2 separate regions of the Mus musculus genome follow, and region 1 is linked to region 2. The links are chromatin contacts, found by Hi-C in ENCODE. All regions are on one chromosome and are shown on one strand. The core of a region is the stretch at or near the end of the contact, and the rest is flanking DNA. Distances in the headings are between cores, read along the strand shown.

Evidence for each region. A loop is a pair of places that touch in the nucleus more often than their neighbours do.
Region 1: a loop to region 2 is called in a map of heart, with 3 times the contacts of the local background. The contact joins the promoter of 1700027F09Rik here to the enhancer-like site in region 2. A Hi-C loop is called at or near these places in 1 of 37 maps with a recorded cell type or tissue (heart).

The regions. Positions count from the first base shown.
Region 1 is chr5:64,463,712-64,469,215 of GRCm38, forward strand. 1700027F09Rik (RIKEN cDNA 1700027F09 gene) reads right to left here and starts at 4,231. Exons shown (of 3, transcript NR_040681.1): 1 at 4,083-4,231.
Region 2 is chr5:64,286,723-64,292,791 of GRCm38, forward strand. All of the region lies in intron 14 of Tbc1d1 (TBC1 domain family, member 1), which reads left to right. Among named protein-coding and RNA genes, the nearest start is that of Gm38634, 33 kb to the left of the region's middle. Within about 2 kb of position 3,294, at least 1 of the 3 ENCODE cell types and tissues checked has a DNase peak (open chromatin) inside an H3K27ac peak, as active enhancers do; it is heart, where a contact is called at or near this core.

The DNA of each region.
Region 1 (5,504 bases), core at 2,981-5,480, 180 kb after region 2:
GGGCCTTCTCTTAGTTCCCAGAGCAGCCCTGACCTGCCATTGGCCCAGCCAGCGTTCAGTGTCACAGGGTATTCCAGTAACTAATGAGGAAATGAGAAAATGACGTCAAGGCTGGCTGTATTAATGTCCTGGGGCTGCCACAGCACACTTGCACAAACTGACTGGCCGTAAAGCAAAGAAATGTGTTCTCTTAGCTGTGGAGACAAAAATCCCAAAGTAGAAGTACTCACTATCAGGATTGTACTTCCCCAGCGGCATTTGAGAGGGATGTGGGCCAGGACTCACTTATGACTTCTGGAAACTTCTTGGCTTGTTCATAATGTCCCTTCCTTCTATCTTTACACTTTCTTCCCTCCATGTGGTCTGTGTCTGAATTTCCCCATTTTATAAAGACACACTCATTGAATTAAAGTTCTGAAGACCTAATCACTACCAGTTGTACCTGCAAGGACTATATTATCAAGTAAGGTCACATTTTGAAGTACTGGGGGCTAGAACTTAAATACATGAATTTGAGGAGATGCAAATGAACCCATGGAAGGGATTTTTCTGCTATTGCAAGACCACCCACCCAGTCACATGACATTCCCAGGGCCACATCAAATAGACAGCCACACAGATCACTGTACTAGGGTTGCTGAATGTAGAGAGAATAGTTTATGTCTGTGTGGATGTGGCACCTGTCAATAATAAATCTGATGCCCTACGACTTAGGAAGGAAATAAGAGGTGAGACAAGCAAGAAGCTAAAAGGACTATAGGAGAGTAGCAGGTTTGCCCAGGAAGATGTGAAGAGAAAGACACATGAACCCTGAGCACAGGTAACCAGCTATGTGACAGAATGAAGATTAGAATAAATGGGTTGGGGGTCCTAGTTACGATCATGGTGGGGAGAGGTTTTGGGGACATAGCTCAGATGACAGAGAACTTCCTTGCCCATTGTACAAGAAACCTTAGGTTCCATTCCCAGTACCGTGGCATATATCCATTATCCCAGCACTGGGGCAGTGGAGACAGGAGGATCTGAAAGTCAAGGCCATCCTCAGGTACACAGTGAGTTCCAGGCTAGCCTGAGCTACATGAAACCCTGTCTTAAAAAATAAGGAGAAAAGAACATCGGGAGATGGGAAGATTGTCCTGTTTGCTGGGGGCCCCAGCATAATCTCTGGGGTGGTTGGCATCTATATAGAGGTATGTGAGAGATGACTTATAAGTGTGATGGATGATGTTACACTGGCTTTGAAGAGGGTGGAATGAGCTGAAAGCCAAGCAGTACAGATGGCCCCTGGGAACTGGAGAGGCTAGGAGATGGATTCCTTGCTGGAGGTCATTTCAGATTCCCATTCTCCCAGAGTAAGATGATAAAGGAGTCATTCTAACCACTGTTTGTGACAGCTGATCCAACAAGTGTCTCCAGGGGAATCGCTCATGTATTTTGATCTATACAAATGTCCAAATTCAAGTTGTAAAAGCAGAAAGTGTTACCAGAACTAGACCTGTAGGCTGCAGAGTCAGCAGGCTTGTCAGTCCACAGACCCACTGAGGCCTGGGCAGCCTTCTCCAGGAAGGCAGTGGATAGGTGATGATGCAATAGAGATCAGAGTTCCCGAAGTACTATCCCGGCTAGTTTTACACCAACTTGACACAAGCTAGAGTCATCTGAAAGGAGGGAACCTCCACTGAGAAAAGGGCTCCTTCAGATCCAGCTGTAGGGCATTTTCTTAATGAGTGATTGATAGGGTAGGGTCTAGCTCATTGTGGGCTGGAGGTCCTGGGTTCTATAATAAAGCAGGCTGAGCAAGCCATGATGAGCAAGCCAATAAGCAGCACCCCTCCATCTCCTCTGCGTCAGTTCCTGTCTCCAAGTTCCTATCCTACTTGAGTTCCTATCTTGACTTCCTTTGATGATGAACAGTGCTGTGGAAGAGTAAGCCATATAAACCCTTTCCTCCCCATGTTGCTTTGGTCATGGTATTTTCTCATATCAATAATTCTCTGCAGAGCTGATTAAAATGCAGGCTTTGCTTTGTTTTCCCTCAAGATCTGATGGGTTTTGGTTCCATAAACTCTTATCAGGTAACCCTTCTGGGTGGCCAAGGACAGTAAGTAGCAAATTATGGGTACCCAATCCTCATTCAAGTCCCTTCTGGACGTAGACAGTCAGGTAACATCTGAGAGAGTCCATCGCCTTGGCTGAATGCCTTTCCACAGAGTGGGAGCTCAACCTGAGGCCTGTGGATGGAATCAGGACCCCCGAACAGCTTCTGGTACCTCCATTCCATGAATAGGTGTTGAGAAATGACTGCTTGAGAGCACAAAATCCAACAGCTCCTGTGATAGTCACAGCCACCTCTATCCAGATGCTGTGTGGAGCAGGTGCTGCTGTTGACCACTTCTTCACCCTCACCGTAGTAAGAACAGACATGCCAAAGCCAGGTCCAGTCACCTTGGTGAGAGGGACTTGGCTCCAGAGAGACATGTGTTATGGCAGCTGAGGTCCCTAAAAGGTGCACACAGGGGTTCAGAGATGATGGCTGGAAGGTCAGGACTCTGCTTCATACCCCTTGCTCTCTGAACCTTAGCCTTCACCTGCTGTGACCACATTCATGTGAATGCCACCGCCCTTGTCTGAAGAGCAAAGGACAGCCGCCTCCAGGTATGGTTTACTGCCCAATGTGACATAAAAATGCAGCAAATAAAACTTCAAAGGCCTTGGGACAACCACTGGCTACAGGCTCACCTTTCTCCAGAACCCTGCAATGGCCAGCAGATCTGCAGGGTGACCTCAGCTCCACACCCTGCCCCACCTTGCTCTACTCCACCCTCCATCAAGGCTCCCATTAAGGAAGCCAGTTGTATGACATCAGTGTCATTAAACTGACCCAGTTTCTCCCAAGCTGGGGGAAGCTAGAGCTCTGGTTGACACAGAAACCTATTCAGCTGCTTCAAAGAAGTCATCTGGAGAAAGACGGGCCAGAGCCTCACTCAGAAGGAAGGTCCCCTGAACATACACTGTTCAAACTTCCAAAGACAGGGAGGGAACCTGACTATCCTTACAAGCCTCTCTGCACTTGGAGTTAGGGGCTGAGAACACCTCCTTCTCTATGAGAGAAGGCCCCCATTAAGTAGAACTTGAAAAGTTAGTCAGTACTATTCCCTGGGGATCCAGTCCTGTCGATCTGATCTGTTTACTGGGTTTAGAGAAATATCTGCCCTATGTTCCTAAGCTGTGGAATCCCAGCCAGTGTTTCTGGCTTCTTCATGTTTTTCCCTTTCTTGGTAGTAGTCACTGCTGTGTTTTATCTGAAAACTCCTATTCATCCCTCAAAACTCTAGGCTTTAATTCTTCCAAAAACTCCCCCTTCCTCACTTCCAGGATATAATTCTATTCAGTTCTTTCTGGGGATCTTGGAATGTGGTACCCTGGCCAAGAAGAGTTCAGCATCTTCAAGATGTTAAACTCCCTCTGGTGGCTTCTTCTTCTTCTTCTTCTTCTTCTTCTTCTTCTTCTTCTTCTTCTTCTTCTTCTTCTTCTTCTTCTTCTTCTTTCTCTATATTTTATTGACATTATTAATTCAGCTAGAATAGAGGAATTATAGGAAATGCTTGCCCAGGGTGCTGGAGTCCCTGAATGAGAAGCAAGCAGAATAGTGAACACTCACCCTCCTGAGGCCTGTGTCCTAGGGATGTCCGGACATTTGTATCAAAGGAACAGTGGCATGTTTCCAGTAAGACACATTGTCTTAGATTGTGGACTCCTGGGAAGTTGAATCATAGATTTGGGTTGCTTGGGAGAGCTGGCCTGAGGCTCTGGAAAGGGGTCAGAGTTTGTTCTAAGAACTGTAAGAGTCAAACCAGGCAGTGGTGGTATACTCCATTAATCCTAGCACTTGGGAGGCAGAGGCAGGCAGATTTCTGTGTTCAAGGCCAACCTGGTCTACAGAGTGAGTTCCAGGATAGCCAGGGCTACACAGAGAAACTGTCTCAAAAGACACGAAACCAAAACCAAACCAAACCAACCAACCAACCAAACAAACAAACAAAAAGAATTGTAAGAGTCTATCTTGAGCATGTAATTCTCACCTTGAAGACTCAGTCAATCTCTGGCTTCTAAGGCGTGGTATTCTCAATGGCCACTATAGATGAAAGACAATATTCTGCACATGGGAGTCCTTTCTATGGTCAGGGAAAGGGCAACTGCTTCATCTTGTGGCTTATTGTGGTAATATTCTAACTAAAAAGACACAAAGTGCCCCTCCCCTTTGACTATCAGAATCTTGAGACAATGGACCCCAAGACTTTTGGAATTTCTCCAGGAGCCTCTCATGCTGTGGGAAGGAAAGGGCTGAAGTCTGGCGCCAGCATGAAGAGGAGCTCGTCTCTCAGATTCCCACAGTTTCAACAGCTCTCGGACCACCTTGCAGGACAGATTGGGGCAGAGACAGACAATGATGGCTGGCACCACACTTTGATCAGGACTACTCAGTGGTGTCTATCTCTTGCCCTCTACTTAAAGCTCATGTCAGGATCCTGAGTACTTACAGGACTCCCTGGCTCCCTTTCCCAGTGTGGCCACATGGCAGAGATTTCCTTTTGTTGCTTTTCATTATATCATAATTGGCCTACTGAGGATGAGTTGCCCAGCCTGACTTGATTGGCCCAGGCACAACTAACAATTCCTGTATCGCTGGGGCCTGAATCTATGGCCTTGCCCCTGTTGAGCAGGTGCTTCACCACTGAGCCACACCCTGCTGGACGCTCTTAGCATCACGTGCCTTCTCTGAGAGGTGCTTTACCTACCCACCTCCTATCGTTCCCTTACGTTCCCTGCTTCATAGTCACAGCTCAATTCGTGCCTGGCAGGGTTTCACCAAGGTCATTGTGAGCACCTGAGCTGGCACTTCCTCTACTGCAGCTGGGGATAAACATCAGTCAAGGGGCAATTCTGCCTACCTGAAATGCTCCTCCAACGGCTTCAAGGGAGGTACCACCAGTCCAAGAAGGCCCACATCTGCTGGTTTAGATGACTTGCAAGCTATGAGGCTGTTTTCCAGACCTTCTAGGACCTTAGATGTTCTGGCCTACACACAGGCAGGACACGTGGCTGTCTTCACACTGTTCACCTTCTCTGGTGCTATCAAGCATTCTCTGTGGACCCCATGGGATGTTAGCTGCCTGGCTTAAGTTGGGGTATCACATTTCTAACTACTCCTGATCACATGGAGGCCCTTAATGTGATCATGGATCTATCCACTGGCAGATGAGGAAGATGCATAATGAAACTCATCAGATTTTGTTTTAAATGTGATGCTGTTTATTTTATTATTGATTGATTGATTGATTGATTGATTGAGATGGGGTTTCTCTGTGTAGCCCTGGCTGTCCTAGAACTCACTCTGTAGACCAGGCTGGCCTTGAACTTACAAAGATCAGCCTACCATCCATGAAAGATGTGTACTACCATCCATGCCTGACCATTTAATAACTCTTAATGCAAGAGTTTGC
Region 2 (6,069 bases), core at 2,044-4,543:
TAAGAGAACAAGGCAGAGACAGCTCTCAGCCTTCCTTGCTCCTAACACAAGCCTGCAGTCGTTTTAAAAGCATGTGTTTGCTGTTCAGTAGTGATACTACTGCAAGAGCAGCGGTGTGGTCTGTGAACTAGGGGTTCTGATTTTTATGTCTGAGCCAAATCCTGTGGGGAGGATTAGTTTCTAAGGACAAAATTCATAAAACCAAGGGGAACTAGAGGGTGAACAGTGAGATAGTGTTGAAGAAACCTATCTAAGGAGGGGTTACACTGTACTTACAAATGCACTGTCTAATAAAGCTAAGGAAACATCTTCAATGTGTCTGCCTCCCACCCGTGCTATGGATAGAACCCAGGTCCTTGCGCGTGTCAGGCAGCTACTCTACCACTGAGCTGTGCTCCGGCGGGCCCCCTCCCCTTCTGAGTTCAGCAGTGACTAGTTGAAGTTTTGTGAGACTGACAAGTTTAAATTAGCAAAGTCTGAGAGGGCTAGCACTGCTCCTGAGCCTACAAAGGGTTGGTACATCTCAGATGGTTAAATGAAATGCCGCACTCACCACGTGGAAGCAAAGTTGTATAAATAGGAAACCAAGTTCTATCCAGCTGTGACGAGACAAGTGTTTCCACAGCGAAGCAAACAGAGACTGTGAAGGGAGATGCTAAAAGCTGCTTGGTGGCTGAAATATGAAGCCCAGGGCTTACTGGTACTCCCACACAGTAGTGGCTGCTTACCATTGTTGTCTCTGAAACCCAGGGAAGCCACTGGCTCTCTGGGTGAGGGCTCTCAGCACTGAGCACTTGGAAGGACCATACTTGGTAAAGATTCACTCTGTCCCGGGTGGTATGGCAGAGGTGCTAGTAAATCAGAGTGAAGCTGTGGCAGGCGGAGTGTGCTCATCCGAGGGCTAGGCGGAGGGCACGCAGACACACTGCTTTCTCTGAGTAGAGGACAGCGATGCTCCACCTTCGAATTAAGTCTCTGGTCTTCAGAGCCTCACTGTTGTCCCTACCACAGACAAGTGGGTGGCAGTACACTTGTCCCTGGGCAAAGTTATGCACACACTTGTCTCTTAAGTGGTTTTGTCTGTGGATTTCACTAGCTTTCATGAGATTGGGGTCCTTTGGTGATCTTGTTGAAAGGTGGATTGTTGAGGTGGGACCAGTTGCATCCCAAGCTCTGTCTCTGAAAGGCTTTCTTTCCCACTGATACTGCTGTGAATAGCCCATTTTGAGTAGTTAGGGCATAGAGTAAAGCAGCCACAGTGGGTATGATATGAGTCTTCCAGGCCTAGCTAGTCTCTGGGCCTCTGCAGTCTACACTCAGGGCTCTCCAAGGTCCAAGAGCCTCCAATAATCTCGGTTCTCAATGAATTTCTTGTTTTCTTTGTGGTGGCAGGAACGAAGACAGGGCCTGCTGGGCCAGTGCTCACCACTGAGCTGCCAGTGACCTTTTATGAGAAGGATGCGTGTGTAAGAAAGCAGGGTGCACTGGAGAACAGTGATACCGAGTAAGCGGGTAAACATGGACCTGGGAAAGCAGCGGTCTACTGGCATCCTCTGCAGGCAGGCTTTGCCCAGTGCTGTGTTCCAGAGATGCACTGTCTACACAAGTCTGCTTTCCTTGTCGAGGGCTCTCTCCTCATTGTCAGGACAGCAGAGGATGCTGGAAACCAGCTCTTAACTAGCTAGTCTGTGCTGCGTGCCCTTTAGTTTCTTTTCTCAGCGTACCATATGAAGGAGAACTCTTTGTCATTATGAAATAATTTTTAGGCAGCTCTCCACTTGGAACAGAGAGAATCTTTTTGTTCTGTTTGTGCCAGGGAACAGTTTTAGCCTTCATTTAGTTCTTTTCATTTAAGTATTTCATATCACAGTGTGCATTTTACCAACAATAGATGCCTTCAGATTTTGACATGTTTTGAAAAGGGGAAGGAAACTCTTTTTGGCATAAATAAGAGTGATTTATTGACTTGAAGCCCTTTATGTGAGTATATAGTCCAGTAAAGCCAAGGCTGAGAGTTTTGTTTTGTTTTGTTTTGGCTTATGAGTACAGCTGGGTCGGCCTAAACCCTGAAGAACTTTAGGTTAGATAGCACATGAACCAAGAAGTAAACGTTTAAGGCCAGACTAAAGCGCGTAAGGGATCTTCGGTGTGACTTCTGTGTTACTGTGCAAAAGGTGGGAAGCACTTAGTGGCTGATTTGTTTTCAAAAATTGATTTACCTCGGGGAGATTTTAATGGCTAACATAAGTGAAATAATGCAAACGCCGTCTCCATCTCTGCATTTTCTCTTGATCAGGAGTGCTTGTCTTTCACTGGGCACGGGGACTTCATTGTTGAGACTGGGTCAGCCAGGCTGCCCCTGAGCTCACTGTATAGCTGATGCTGCCCTTGAACTCTCGAATCTCCCTCCACTTCTGAGTGCCGGGGTGCCACAGGTGTGCCCCCGTGCCTGATTTTTGGTGGTGGTGGTTTTTGGTGCTGGTAGCTTGTCTTTCTGGCTTTTGTGTTGTGTGTTGTTTAGTGCGGAGGTTGGACTAAGGGCTGCATGCCTGCGGGGCAAGTACTCAACCATATGGACTTTATCCCTGGTCTTCTGGGGAGATTCTTAAGTACCCAGGCTGTCCTCTCACAGGCCAGACTCATGTGAGTTCTCCAAAACTGGGATTGCTGCCACATCAAGACCAGGCAACCTCGGGTGACTGGAGAGCCTGTCACCACTTGGTGGCAGTGTTTCTCCCTGGTCTTGGTGGCTCTGCTCTCCCATCCCCAAGAAAGAGCTTGCTTTCTTCCCCAGTACTGTTGTGTTTGAGTTAAGATAGTTGTCCTTCTGCCCACTTGTAACTTATTTGAATAGGGAGTTGTGGGTTCTGTAGGACTTTATGGGACTAGTCTCCCTTTCTTCAGGGTTTTATGGCAACGGCAGAAGCAGGTAGTGTCCAGTTGACAGATGTGATTATTTTTAATTTCTCCTCTTTGAGATGGGTCTGGCTCTGTAGTGCTACTTGGCAGCCTGTGCCCTAGCCTCACAGATACTGGAGTTCCAGGCATGTGCCACCTCCCCTGGCAAGATTGGTTTTCCTTCAGTTTTATTTAACTTTGCTTTTCGGTGGTGAATAAAGATCTGTCTTGAGATGGAGTTTTCAAACCAAGGATTTGATTGTTCATGTGAAGTTTTTGGTTTTTTGGTTTTGTTTTGTTTTTTCTTCTGTTTTGTGTTTGTTTTTGTATGTGTTGTCTTTGGCATATCATCCTAGAAGCCACTGTGACTGGCCTTGGCTGGCTGCTCCTGCCTGCACTTGTTAACACTGCTAAGGCAGCCCTGTCAGCTTTTCCTGATGCACCTCTGGAATTCAGACAGCAAGTTCGACCACTTCTGCTTGCTAGCAAGGCTCGAGGAGTAGAGCTGAGGCTTCTATACTGCAGTGTGGGAGCTGGGGGTCCTGGGAGTCAGGTGACCAGGACTTGATTGCAGCATCCAGCTGCCAGGGACTTCCTCCTTAGGGTCAAGTGACTGCTCAGAGCATGCCCCCAGGACAAAGTCCAAAGTGGACGTTTTGATTTGTCATTCTCATTTTAAATTTTGTGGCGAGGACAGGGTCTCACATAGTTCATACTGGTCTTGAACTTTGTGTAGCTAAGGCTGTCCTTGAACTCCCAATCCTGTGAGTACTGGAATTACAGATGTGATTTTCTTCTCTAGCTTAATTTGTTACCATTCAAGGTTTCAATAAGCTGTTGAGTTTAAATAAGACAATGGCAAGAAGTTTACAGTGTTTTCAGGGGAATCAAATCTGTGGACTTAGTGCAGTCTGGTCTGAGTATGACCAGCACAGAGGCTCCATGTCCTGTAGGTACTGTTCTGTACCCCCAGCTTTCCCTCCCGTGAATGTCTGCTGACAGTTCCTACTGCACCAGCCTGCTGGCCCCGAAGCTCTACACCCTCTAGCGTCCCTAGGTACAGGGATGGCCCCGAAGGGGAGGGCAGCATGAGCTCTGGGAAGGGATTCTTTCCTTGGAAAACACAGTTTATTTTTACTTACAAAGCAACTCTATTGAGATATATTTTGTATACTGTACAAATCACCCATTTAAAGCCCACAGTTCAGTATTACTATTTTTAGAGATGCAGTCAGAGTACTGAGCAGCTATTACTATAGTAATTACTGTAGTACAAGTTAAAAATCCTTAAATCACTAGATAAAGAATTTTCTAACCATCACTTCTCAGTCCATTGTCCCCACCCCTAGCTGACAGGCAGCCACTAATCTACCATGTCTCTGCAGATTTGCTTATCCTGGACACTTCCTGTAAATGCATCCACAGAATTTGTGGTCCCTCTGCTGGCTCCTCCCACTTCTCATGATGTTCTCTAAGTCTTGTGTCATGTCAGTGCCTTATTCTCTGATGGAAACTAATGCTCCGACCTGTGGACATGTTACATTCTGTTTAATGTCTCCCAGTCAGTAGACAATGTGAGTTGTTTCCACCTCTTGGCTATTAAGAATAGTGCTGTTCTGAGCATTGATGGAAAAGGGGTTTTGTGGATGATCATTAGTCAGCTATAGGATGGAACACAGGACCCCCGATGGAGGAGCTAGAGAAAGTACCCAAGGAGCTGAAAGGGTCTGCAACCCTATAGGTGGAACAACAATATGAACTAACTAGTACCCCCAGAGCTCATGTCTCTAGCTGCATATGTAGCAGAAGATGGCCTAGTCGGCCATCATTGGGAAGAGAGGCCCCTTGGTCTTGCAAACTTTATATGCCCCAGTACAGGGGAATGCCAGGGCCAAGAAGTGGGAGTGGGTGGGTAGGGGAGCAGGGCGGGGGGAGAGTATAGGGAACTTTGAAATGTAAATAAAGAAAATATCTAATAAATTTAAAGAAAGAAAGAAAGGAAGGAAGGGAGTTAGGACTATGGGTGTGACACCATGGTAGAGGTTTGCCTAGAATACATGTGAGTCTGGGTGTGATCCCAGCCCTGAAGAAAAAAAAAAGACTTTAATTGTGAATTGGTGCAGAAGCCCTTCCCGTGGGGAGAGACTGCACTGCTGACGCTGGGCTGGTTCTGCCAAGCCAGAGCTGGAGGAGGCACTTAGGTTCTTGCTGTGGGCTGGCCTTGTTTGCTTTGCTTTCACTTCAGTCTGATTCTCTTGGGTACTGGTACTGTCCTCGTGAGCTCATGGGAAGCCTGATCTCCAAAGAGCCTTCCCTGGGGTTCCCACAGTTTGCCTTCACCCCTGGGAACCAGTCAGAGGGCCATAGGTTAGTGGTATTTGCAAAGTGCCGCGTCTCTTTCAGTGATCCTTAAGCTTAGCACACCCCAGAATGCTTTGGGGGAGCTGTAGAAACATAGGCTACGGGGCATCACCCCAAAGTTCTGGAGATTAAATTATTTGGGGAGGAAGCCTCAAGCCCCAGTGACTTACAGGAAAGGGCCCATTATTTCCGACCTAAACTCGGCTTCCAAAAGTTTTAAGTGAACAGTAAGATAGCATCAGAATGAAAAATCGATATATCCTATAGCAGATCGGGTGCCATTGCACACCCACCCACTCATTGAATACTATCAGTAGCCATTGTAATTATCCCCAGTGTGTCTTACACAGTTAGTGTCTCTGCTTTTACACATACTAAATTCCAGGGTATCATTACTCATCTTTAAAAAGATAGTGGGCAGCTTGATTGAGATACCCATGGCTCCTCTGTTCTGATTAGTTAATGCAGCCCAGTTCCAGTCAATTCTGATTAGCATTAAATTCAATCTCCAGTTGCCCAGATAAACTGTTCACAGTTTTAGGAATACATACCTGAGAGTTTTGACGGGTTTGCTCACTTCAGCTAGCCCCTGATCAGAGTGAGGCTATGTCACAGTAAAAGAACACGCCTTGACTTGGAAGTTTTACAGACTTACATGATAATTCTCTAATAAGCACACTTTAGGCATTACCAGGAACCCCAAAACTCTGGCGGGGGATTAGAATCTGCCTAGTAAGATGGTTTTTGTCCTTTACATTTAAAGGAAGGAATGTTTGTTTGTCTTTCAGTGGTGGCAATGCAGCGTATGCC